Linked DNA regions of Homo sapiens: region 1 is linked to region 2. Evidence: read pairs that join two places in POLR2A ChIA-PET (ENCODE). Cell type or tissue: Caco-2. All regions are shown on one strand. Links, peaks and the distances in the headings refer to the core of each region. The heading gives the core; the rest is flanking DNA. Region 1 has its middle 8.6 kb from the start of C20orf144. Region 2 overlaps ZNF341 (zinc finger protein 341).

What was found. ChIA-PET counts read pairs that join two places held together with the same protein. Peaks named below come from ENCODE experiments on the same cell type or tissue, not always from the same donor. Only the 100,000 strongest peaks of a DNase experiment are listed, where the experiment ranks them.
Region 1: POLR2A ChIA-PET joins it to region 2 with 5 read pairs; 3 of 35 experiments call an interaction of 5 or more read pairs at or near these places.

What each region holds. Positions count from the first base shown.
Region 1 is chr20:33,651,559-33,655,920 of GRCh38, reverse strand. No RefSeq gene overlaps it. Among named protein-coding and RNA genes, the nearest start is that of C20orf144, 8.6 kb to the left of the region's middle. RefSeq lists an enhancer at 2,197-2,785. In Caco-2, for the core only: CTCF peaks have their summits at 2,309 and 2,511 (motif pointing right); DNase peaks (open chromatin) are centred at 860, 1,640 and 2,500.
Region 2 is chr20:33,751,588-33,755,973 of GRCh38, reverse strand. It overlaps ZNF341 (zinc finger protein 341), which reads right to left. Exons shown (of 15, transcript NM_001282933.2): 5 at 2,551-2,802. It also overlaps the pseudogene RPL31P2. Among named protein-coding and RNA genes, the nearest start is that of ZNF341, 22 kb to the right of the region's middle. In Caco-2, for the core only: no CTCF peak of the experiment used is centred there; a DNase peak (open chromatin) is centred at 2,580.

The DNA of each region.
Region 1 (4,362 bases), core at 1-4,000, 100 kb after region 2:
CAGTGAGCCAAGGACTACAGGCGCACACTACCACGCCCAGCTAATTTTTGTAGAGATGGGGGTTTCGCCATGTTGCCCAGGCTGGGCAGTGTGTCTTGTTAGAGAAGACAGCTGAGGAGGACATCGCCCTGCTTTACGTCCTGTGTTGTAAAGGCTTCTTTTGTCCTCCACAAAAACTGTAGCAACAAATCCTCAAAACTAAAAAAACTTCCCTCTGCCATCTTTATTTATTATTGTTATTTTTTGAGACGGAGTTGCTCTGTCGCCCAGCCTGGAGTGCAGTGGTGCGATCTTGGCTCACTGACCCTCTGCCTCCTGAATTCAAGCGATTCTCCTGCCTCAGCCTCCCCAGTAGCTGGAATTACAGGCACACACAACTACACCTGGCTAATTTTTTTTGTATTTTTAGTAGAGATGGGGTTTCACCATGTTGGCCAGGCTGGTCTTGAACTGCTGTCCCCAAGTGATCTGCACACCTTGGCCTCCCAAAGTGCCGGGATTACAGGCATGAGCCACTGTGCCCAGCCCACTGCCATCTTTAGACATGCCCAAGCCCTCAGGCTGACTTATCTGTGGTGGGCGTCTCCTTAGTTTTTGTGCCCTGGGCACCCTGCCTGCCTCGCCCTGCAGTGCAGTTCTGAAGGTGGACACCTCTTTATTACAATTTTTAATAAGAAAGGCTGTGTCCTCCCTCCTGAAAGCTGGAGCTGCAGAGGAGGGCACGCAGGCAGGGATGTCCAGCAGGGTCAGGGGGCCTCTTAGGACAGTGTTTGGTTTGAGCTGTGGAAGTAGAGCAGAGGTCTCCGGGCAGGTGCGAGGGCAGAAGGGATCCTTGGAGTGTGAGGGCTGGGGCGAGCTGAGGAGGCCGGGTGCATGGGAGTGGAATGTTGTCTTGCAGGTGACAGGGAGACAGGAGGGTCCCAGACAGGGAGTGGGTGGGGGTGGAGCTGAGCGCAGACATGGCTGGAGCTGCAGCCACAGAACAGACGTCTGAGCTGGGCTGGGGCTGTGGGGACCTGGAGGAAGCCCTCAAGCCTCTGCCTTGTCTGTCGATCTCACGAGCCCACCTCATCTGTAGCCTGCCATCCCCACCATTGTGCCTCGCCCCAGCCCCCAAGTCAGGGCCACCGTCCTCTCTGGCGTGGAAGACTGCAGCAACTTCTTTACCTGGCTCCCACCCCGTCCATTCCCTGTAAAGACACAGCCAGAGGCGGCTTTCGAAATGTTGCCATTTTGAAAAACGCACCTCTGGCCAAGACCCTTCAATGGCACCCACTGCCTTCAGCATCAAGGTCATAATTTCATGTCCTGGCAGCCAAGGCTGGGCCATTTACAACCCCAGTCACCCTGTCTGTGGCTTTTGTCCCAAGCCACCCGTCCGCCACAGAAACGCTTCCACTGTAAGGAGCAGGTGAGTGCCATTGTGCTGGGGCGCCTTTCCCAATCCTGCGCTGGGCACCTGCTTTGTGGCAGGTGCTGGGGATGATCAAATGTTCTGGGCTGGTGACAGCACTCGGTCAAGGGCAGGCAGAGCCCTGAAGTCAGGAGAGCTCCGGGCTCATTGGCCAGCTGCCGCCCCCACCCTTCCACCCACTCCCTGCACCTGTCCTCTCCCCTTCCTCACACCTGCACCTGTGACTCACCTGTAAATATTCAAACCTGTCCCAGGGATTGGCTCAGTGCCAGGCCAGGCTGGAGATAGCAACAGTCTAGATGGTGGCCAATGCCCTACAGCTCTCCTAACAAGTCCCCTTAACACAGTCTCTTATGAGCCGAAAGGGACTGAGAATTAGGTGGTCTTCAAAAAATTATTCTCGAAACATACTACTTCAGCAGGACACCAGGCTCCACATAGAGTGCTGGACACAAAGATCAATCCTCAAAGAAACCACAGATTGGTGGGGAGAGAAACAGGTTATAGCAGCAACCAGTTTACAGGGGTGCCTTGGGTGCCAGGCCCTGTGCTAGGGGCTATACCCATGTTGTTGATTGCATTTTACCCTCGCAACACCCCAGAGGTATAGGCATCGTTAGCATCCCCAGCTTACGGAGGAAAAAGCTCAGTGAATAAGTGCCTTGCTCCGAGTCACGCAGGAGGGATCCACTCCCTGGCACCAACAGCTGCTAGCCATCAGGAGTAAACAGCGCTGGGAGAGGACACCCTCCGGTAGCAGAAACCCGCCCCAGCTGGAGGAGGTAGAGGCAGCTACACCAAAAGAAGGAACAATGCCAGGCCTCGGGGCCTGCAAAATGGCAGACGGGGCAGCAAGGACGAGCCCAGTGCGAGGGCCTGGGTGAGCCAGCCCTCAGAAGGTGGGGAGACTGATCCCCGATCACTTCTGGAACTCTAGGAGGAACCTAGCAAATATTAACTCATGGGGTGGAAAGGCAGCCTGAGAAAATGCTGATGCGAAGGGGAAGGAAAAGCTGCTGGTGTGTACTCTGGAAAGGAATCTGGCTTAGGGATGGTGGCAACCCAGGGGGAAAGTCCAGCTCTGTCCACAAGAGGGCTCCTGGCAGCAGGCAATGAAGCCCACCTGAGGAGTGGAGTGGGGACTGTCGCTGGTTCCCCCAAGCCTCTTGGAAGGAAGGCTAAGAAGGAGACATGCCTAATCGTGACCCTGACCCTGAAATACCAGCAGTCAGAAACAAGCAGAGACGGGCAAGAGACATGTTTGCTTCCCAAGATCCTATCCCCACCTCAGGACAGTGCCCTTTCTGCTGAGAAACACATTAGCAGGCTCTTGGATGCTGCTCTTGGTAACACATGAAAAGGCTTTCCCTTCCTAACCTTCCAGAGGAACAGATCTTTCACAGTTCCCAATTATTTGTCTCTTTTTTTTCTTTTTTTTTTTGAGATGAGGTCTTGCTCTGTTACCCAGGCTGGAGTGCTGGAGTGCAGTGGCATGATCTCGGCCCACTGCAACTTCTGCCTCCTGGGTTCAAGCGATTCTCCTGCCTCACTTTCCTGAGTAGCTGGGACTACAGGCTCCTGCCACCACACCGGGCTAATTATTTGTATTTTTAGTAGAGGTGGGGTTTCACCATGTTAGCCAGGATGGTCTCGATCTCCTGACCTCGTGATCCACCTGCCTCAGCCTCCCAAAGTGCTGGGATTACAGGCATGAGCCACTGCGCCCGGCCTCTTTGCTCTCTTTCTGACAAAGGTAACGCACCACTAATTTTTTCTTTTTCAGGTTGATGTAATCTATTGGTGAATAACACATTATTTCAATGATTGTCATTTCCAGAATTCTATTTTCAAATCTGCCTAGTCATTTTCAGACTCTTTTTGCTCATTGTTTTTCAGTGCCATCTTCAGAGGTTTCATATTTTGTATTCTGTATCTGGTGTGCTTTTTTTTTTTTTTTTTTTTTTTTTTTTTTGAGATGGAGTCTCTCTGTCGCCCAGGCTGGAGTGCAGTGGCGTGATCTCGGCTCACTGCAACCTCTGCTTCCCAGATTCAAGCGATTCTCCTGCCTCAGCCTCCTGAGTAGCTGGGATTACAGGCGCCTGCCACCACATTCGGCTAATTTTTGTATTTTTAGTGGAGACGGTTTCACCATGTTGCTCAGGCTGGTCTCAAACTCCGGACTTCATGATCTGCCCTCCTCGGCCTCCCAAAGTGCTGGGATTACAGGCGCGAACTGCTGTGCCCTGCCTGTATCTGGTGATTGTAATATCTGAAGTCCCAGGGGTTAAATCAATTATTGTTCCTGTTGACTTTGCTAACAATGGCTCATTTTCTTGAAGGTTCAGTAGTGTTTCCGGACAGCTTATAATTGGTTGACACACAATATTGACCCTGAAGGTCCTTAATTATCTTAATTTCTCAGCACCAGGATTCCCTGACCTTCCTTCAGTATATACCTGACATGTACAGCTAAGTTTTTAATTTTTGAGACGGGCGTCTCACTATGTTGCCCAGGTTGGTCTCAAACTCCTGGAATCAAGTGATCTCAGCCTCCGAAAGTGCTGGGATTACAGGTGTGAGCCGCCACGCCCGGCCCAGTTTTTCTTTCTTTTTCTCAAGCAGGGACAGAGCTGTTTCCAATTCAGTTTCCATTGCAGATGGGCAGATTTTCCCTGCCGCCTTTTCACGGTGCCAAAGGTGCTGAGCTACCTGCCATTGTGGAAAGGCCCCGGTTTTGTTTCCGTACTTTGTATATGCTCAAAACCAAGCCTCACATTGCGCCTAGAGGCAATCTCCCTCCAACTCTTGAGTTCTTGGAAATGTCCTATCTGTGACCTCAGCAATACAGTTAAAAGTACATTCATTATAATTTATCTGGCATCTGGGTGTTTTGTGGTCACGAAAAGATTTTCAGCCTGCCATTTCTATGGCACATTCCGTTTCCACCA
Region 2 (4,386 bases), core at 317-4,316:
AGGGATTACAGGCGTGAGCCCCTGTGCCTGGCCTATTCATCATCCATTGGTCTTCCTGAGGTGTCCTATCCAAAATCTCTGGCCAGGCACGATGGCTCATGCCTGTAATTCCAGCACTTTGGCAGGCCGAGGAAGGAGGATCACTTGAGCACAAGAGTTTGAGACTAGCCTGGGCAACATAGGGAGATCTCATCTCCACAAAACATTAAAAAAATTAGATGGGCATGGTGGTGCATGCCTGTAGTCCCAGTTACTCAGGAGGCTGAGGTGGGAGAATCATCTGAGCCTGGGAGATCGAGACTGTGGTGAGCCGTGATCATGCCATTGCACTCCAGCCTGGGTGACAGAGCAAGACTCAGTCTCAAAAAAAAAAAAAAAAAAAGAATTCAACTCAGCAAAAAGCCCAAAGTTGAAAAAATATTTCAGACAAATATAAATAAATAGAAAGCTACAGTTGGAGTAATAAAATCAGACAAAGCTGAAAAAAAGGTACAAAAAAAATTATAAAATCTGGCCGGGTATGGTGGCTCATGCCTGTAATCCCAGCACTCTGGGAGGCTGAGGTGAGAGGATCACTTGAGGCCAGGAGATGGAGACCAACCTGGGCTAAAGTGAGACCCCTATCTCTAATTTAGAAAAGAAAAAACATCCCTCTGCAGAAATACCTTGCCTGGTTTCTATTTTCCTGACCAAACCCTGACCAATACAGCACTCAATAAATACTTGTTGGGACGGGTGTGGTGGCTCATGCCTGTAATCCCAGCACTTTGGGAGGCCAAGGCAGGCAGATCACCTGAGGCCAGGAGTTCGAGACCAGCCTGGCCATCATGGTGAAACCCGTTTCTACTAAAAATACAAAAAAAATTAGTTGGGCGTGGTAGCTCATACCTGTAATACCAGCTACTTGGGAGGCTGAGGCACGAGAATCGCTTGAACCTGAGAGGTGGAGGTTGCAGTGAGCCGAGATCACACCACTGCACTCCAACCTGGGCGATAGAGTGAGACTCTGTCTCAAATAAATAAATAAATACTTGTCACGTGAATAAATTCAGCCATCACTCAAGGCATTACTGAGTAATTAATGTGACTGCCACTGGCATAGGCTCTTATTATCCTCAACAGCTTTTCAGGAGAGTTCCCATTTTAGAGGAGCGCAGACTGAGGTCAGACAGTCCAATGTAAGATATCTACTCTAGGAGTGCTCTGCTAGGTGCTAAGGATGCAAAGTCTAGTAAGACTCAGACCCTGCCCTCAAATACCCTCATCTACATGGAAAATCAACAGCAGCAGCTCCTTCTGTGCTGGTCCTCTCTGGGCTGGTCCCCTCTGACTACCACAAGCCACCAGCATTATCTCAGCATCCCACTAACTTAACTTTTTCTCAATGCAATAAATTCCCTAGAGAAGCTTGTTCTATTCTCCCAGGGTAGGGCAAATCCCCTCGCAGCCCCTCAGAACATCACGTGAATGCCTCGTGGTGGGATCTTCCCACTGGTCTGGGCTCTCTTTACATAAAGAGACTACCTGACAGGGGATGTCTGTGGCTGGATTCTATGGTGAGTCTGAGTTAGTGTGATTTCTAGTGCAGGTGGGTTGTTTCTGTCATAACCATACCCTCTAGCACTGGTGTCTTGGAAGGTTCTATGAACTCAGTGCATTTCAAGTAGATGGCCTATAACTTAGAGCTCATTGGCAGGGAATTAGTATGGTACATTGATTGTATTATGGCACCAATTCTTTGCCCCTCCCTGTACCCAAGCCTTTGCAGTGTGACTCTGCAGTTCCTCCCATCAAGAGGTGGCATCTATTTCCCTACCTGCGCTATCTAAGCTGGACTTGTGATCTGCTTTGGCCAATAGAAGTGATTCTGTGTTACTTACAAGCCTAAACCTCAAAAGGCCTTGGGCATTTCTGTCTGCATTTTTGCACCTCCACCATGGCCATGAGAACCTAGTGGAGGATGAGAGTCACGCAGAACAGAGCTGAGTCACCCCACTTGTCCCAGCCCAGGCCATCCTAGAGCAGCTGACAGCCAGCCAACGTTCAGACATATGAGTGAGCCCAGCCAAGATCCGCAGTTGTCTAGCTGACCACTGTAAACACGTGAATAATAAACACTTTTGGTATATGCCACTGATGCCTGATGGATATTTCTTACCCAGCAATAGCTAACTGATACACCTAGCTTATTAAAAACTGTAAGAGACACTCAGGCAGATAATTTTTTTGAATCTTTTTTCTTTTTTTTGCCTGAAAAGGTAGGCATTCTCTGACTGTTCTGAGCATTACCTGCAGGCAGCTTATATTTCTGCTACAACCTGTACTCCATTCCACCTTCTCATGGCTTGCATCTTACATCTGTGGGTGTGATGCTTTGATTAAAGTCCTTCTCCCCTGTGATGTGGTACACCCCATGAAGGCCAGGACCGGGTCTGGTTTTCATGGTATCCCCAGCACAGTGTCTGGCACACAGCTGGTGCTCAGGATGGGTCCGGGTTGGCCATGATGTCCATGACCAGTGTCCTCTTCCACCCTGCCCCCTCTGCTCACCTCTAGGGGTGGGTAGGGCTGCATCCCCAGTGCCTGGATCTCCACCGTTCCACTCCCAGCCAGGGGCGCAGCAGCACTGTACACCTCCACCACACCGTTCCCACCAGGGTTGGGACGCCCAGGGGGGCCCAGGCTCTGGGGTGGAGGTGGTGGAGGCTGAGGTGGTGGCGGTGGGGGCAGTGGTGGAGGAGGTGGAGGAGGAGGTGGAGGCTGGGTGAGGTAGCTGGGCACGGAATGCATGTTCAGGCTGCTCTGAAATCAGAAAAGAAAAAGTGTTATAGCCTCTTGATACCAGTTGTCTTATTTATCAGGAAGGAAGGACATTTGCTTTAGCCAGCCAGGTGGAAAAACAGCTACTTACCAGACAGCTCAGGAGAGGGGCTAAGAGAGGTTGGGGAAACAAAGTCATGGGAGAATTCGAAGGAAGCCTCAGCTTGGTGCTGCTATCCCTTTTCCCTATGAAAGTAGGCAAAAATGGCCGGGCGCAGTGGCTCACGCCTGTAATCCCAACACTTTGGGAGCTGAGGCGGGCGGATCACGAGGTCAGGAGATCGAGACAACCTTGGCTAATGGTGAAACCCTGTCTCTACTAAAAATACAAAAAATTAGCCGGGCGTGGTGGCGGGCGCCTGTAGTCCCAGCTATCGGGAGGCTGAGGCAGGAGAATGGTGTGAACCTGGGAGACGGAGCTGGCAGTGAGTGGAGATTGCACCACCACACTTTAGCCTGGGTGACAGAGCAAGACTCCATCTCAAAAAAAAAAAAAAAAAAGAAAAGAAAATAGGCAAAAATGACCTCATTCATGCAGAAAAGAGTTAATATAGCAGCCTAATGTTGCTATCTTAAGAAGGGCTTCCCTTTCCATCTTGGACCCAGCAGAATGGCTCCCAGAAAGAAGGGTGGCGAGAAGAAAAAGGGTCATTCGGCCATCAATGAGGTGGTGACCTGAGAATACACCATCAACATTCACAAGTGCATCCATGGAGTGGCTTCAAGAAGCGTGCTCCTCAGGCACTCAAAGAGATTCGGAAACTTGCCATGAAGGAGATGGGAACTCCAGATGTGTGCATTGATACCAGCCTCAACAAAGCTGTCTGAGACAAAGGAATAAAGAATGTCCCATACTGCATCCGTGTGCGGTTGTCCAGAAAATGTTATGAGGATGAAGATCCACCAAATAAGCTCTATACTTTGGTTACCTATGTACCTGTTACCACTTTCAAAAATCTACAGACAGTCAATGTGGATGAGAACTAATCGCTGATCATCAAATACCTCAAATAAAGTTATAAAATTAAAAAAAAAGGGGGGGGGGCTTGCTTGCAGCACTAGCTCGTGACTGGGATCTGAGAATCTGGTTTGTGGGACATCTCCTTTGTTGATAAGGCTTATTTTGCCCACCTGGGGCACTGTTCTATTGTACCAGATTATGTAGACTGCTTGGACAAAATATGTGATTCATGGTGAACACTTCCTTCTCTTCTGGGAGTCTGGAATTTTGGTCATGGTGGCTGGTCACCTACATGACCAATCCCTAACAGAAACCCTGGCCTTGGGCTTGGTGCAGCGGCTAACACCTGTAATCTCAACACTTTGGGAGGCTGAGGCGGGTGGAGTCCAGGAGTTTGAGACCAGCCTGGGCAACATGGCAAAACCCCATCTCTACTAAAAATACAAAAACATTAGCCAGGCATAGTGGTGCACACCTGTAGTCCCAGCTACTTGGGAGGCTGAGGTGGGAGAATCACCTGAGCCCAGGGAGGTGGAGGTTGCAGTGAGCCGAAATTGCACCACTGCACTCCAGCCAGGGCAGCTGAAGTGAGACCCTGTCTCAGA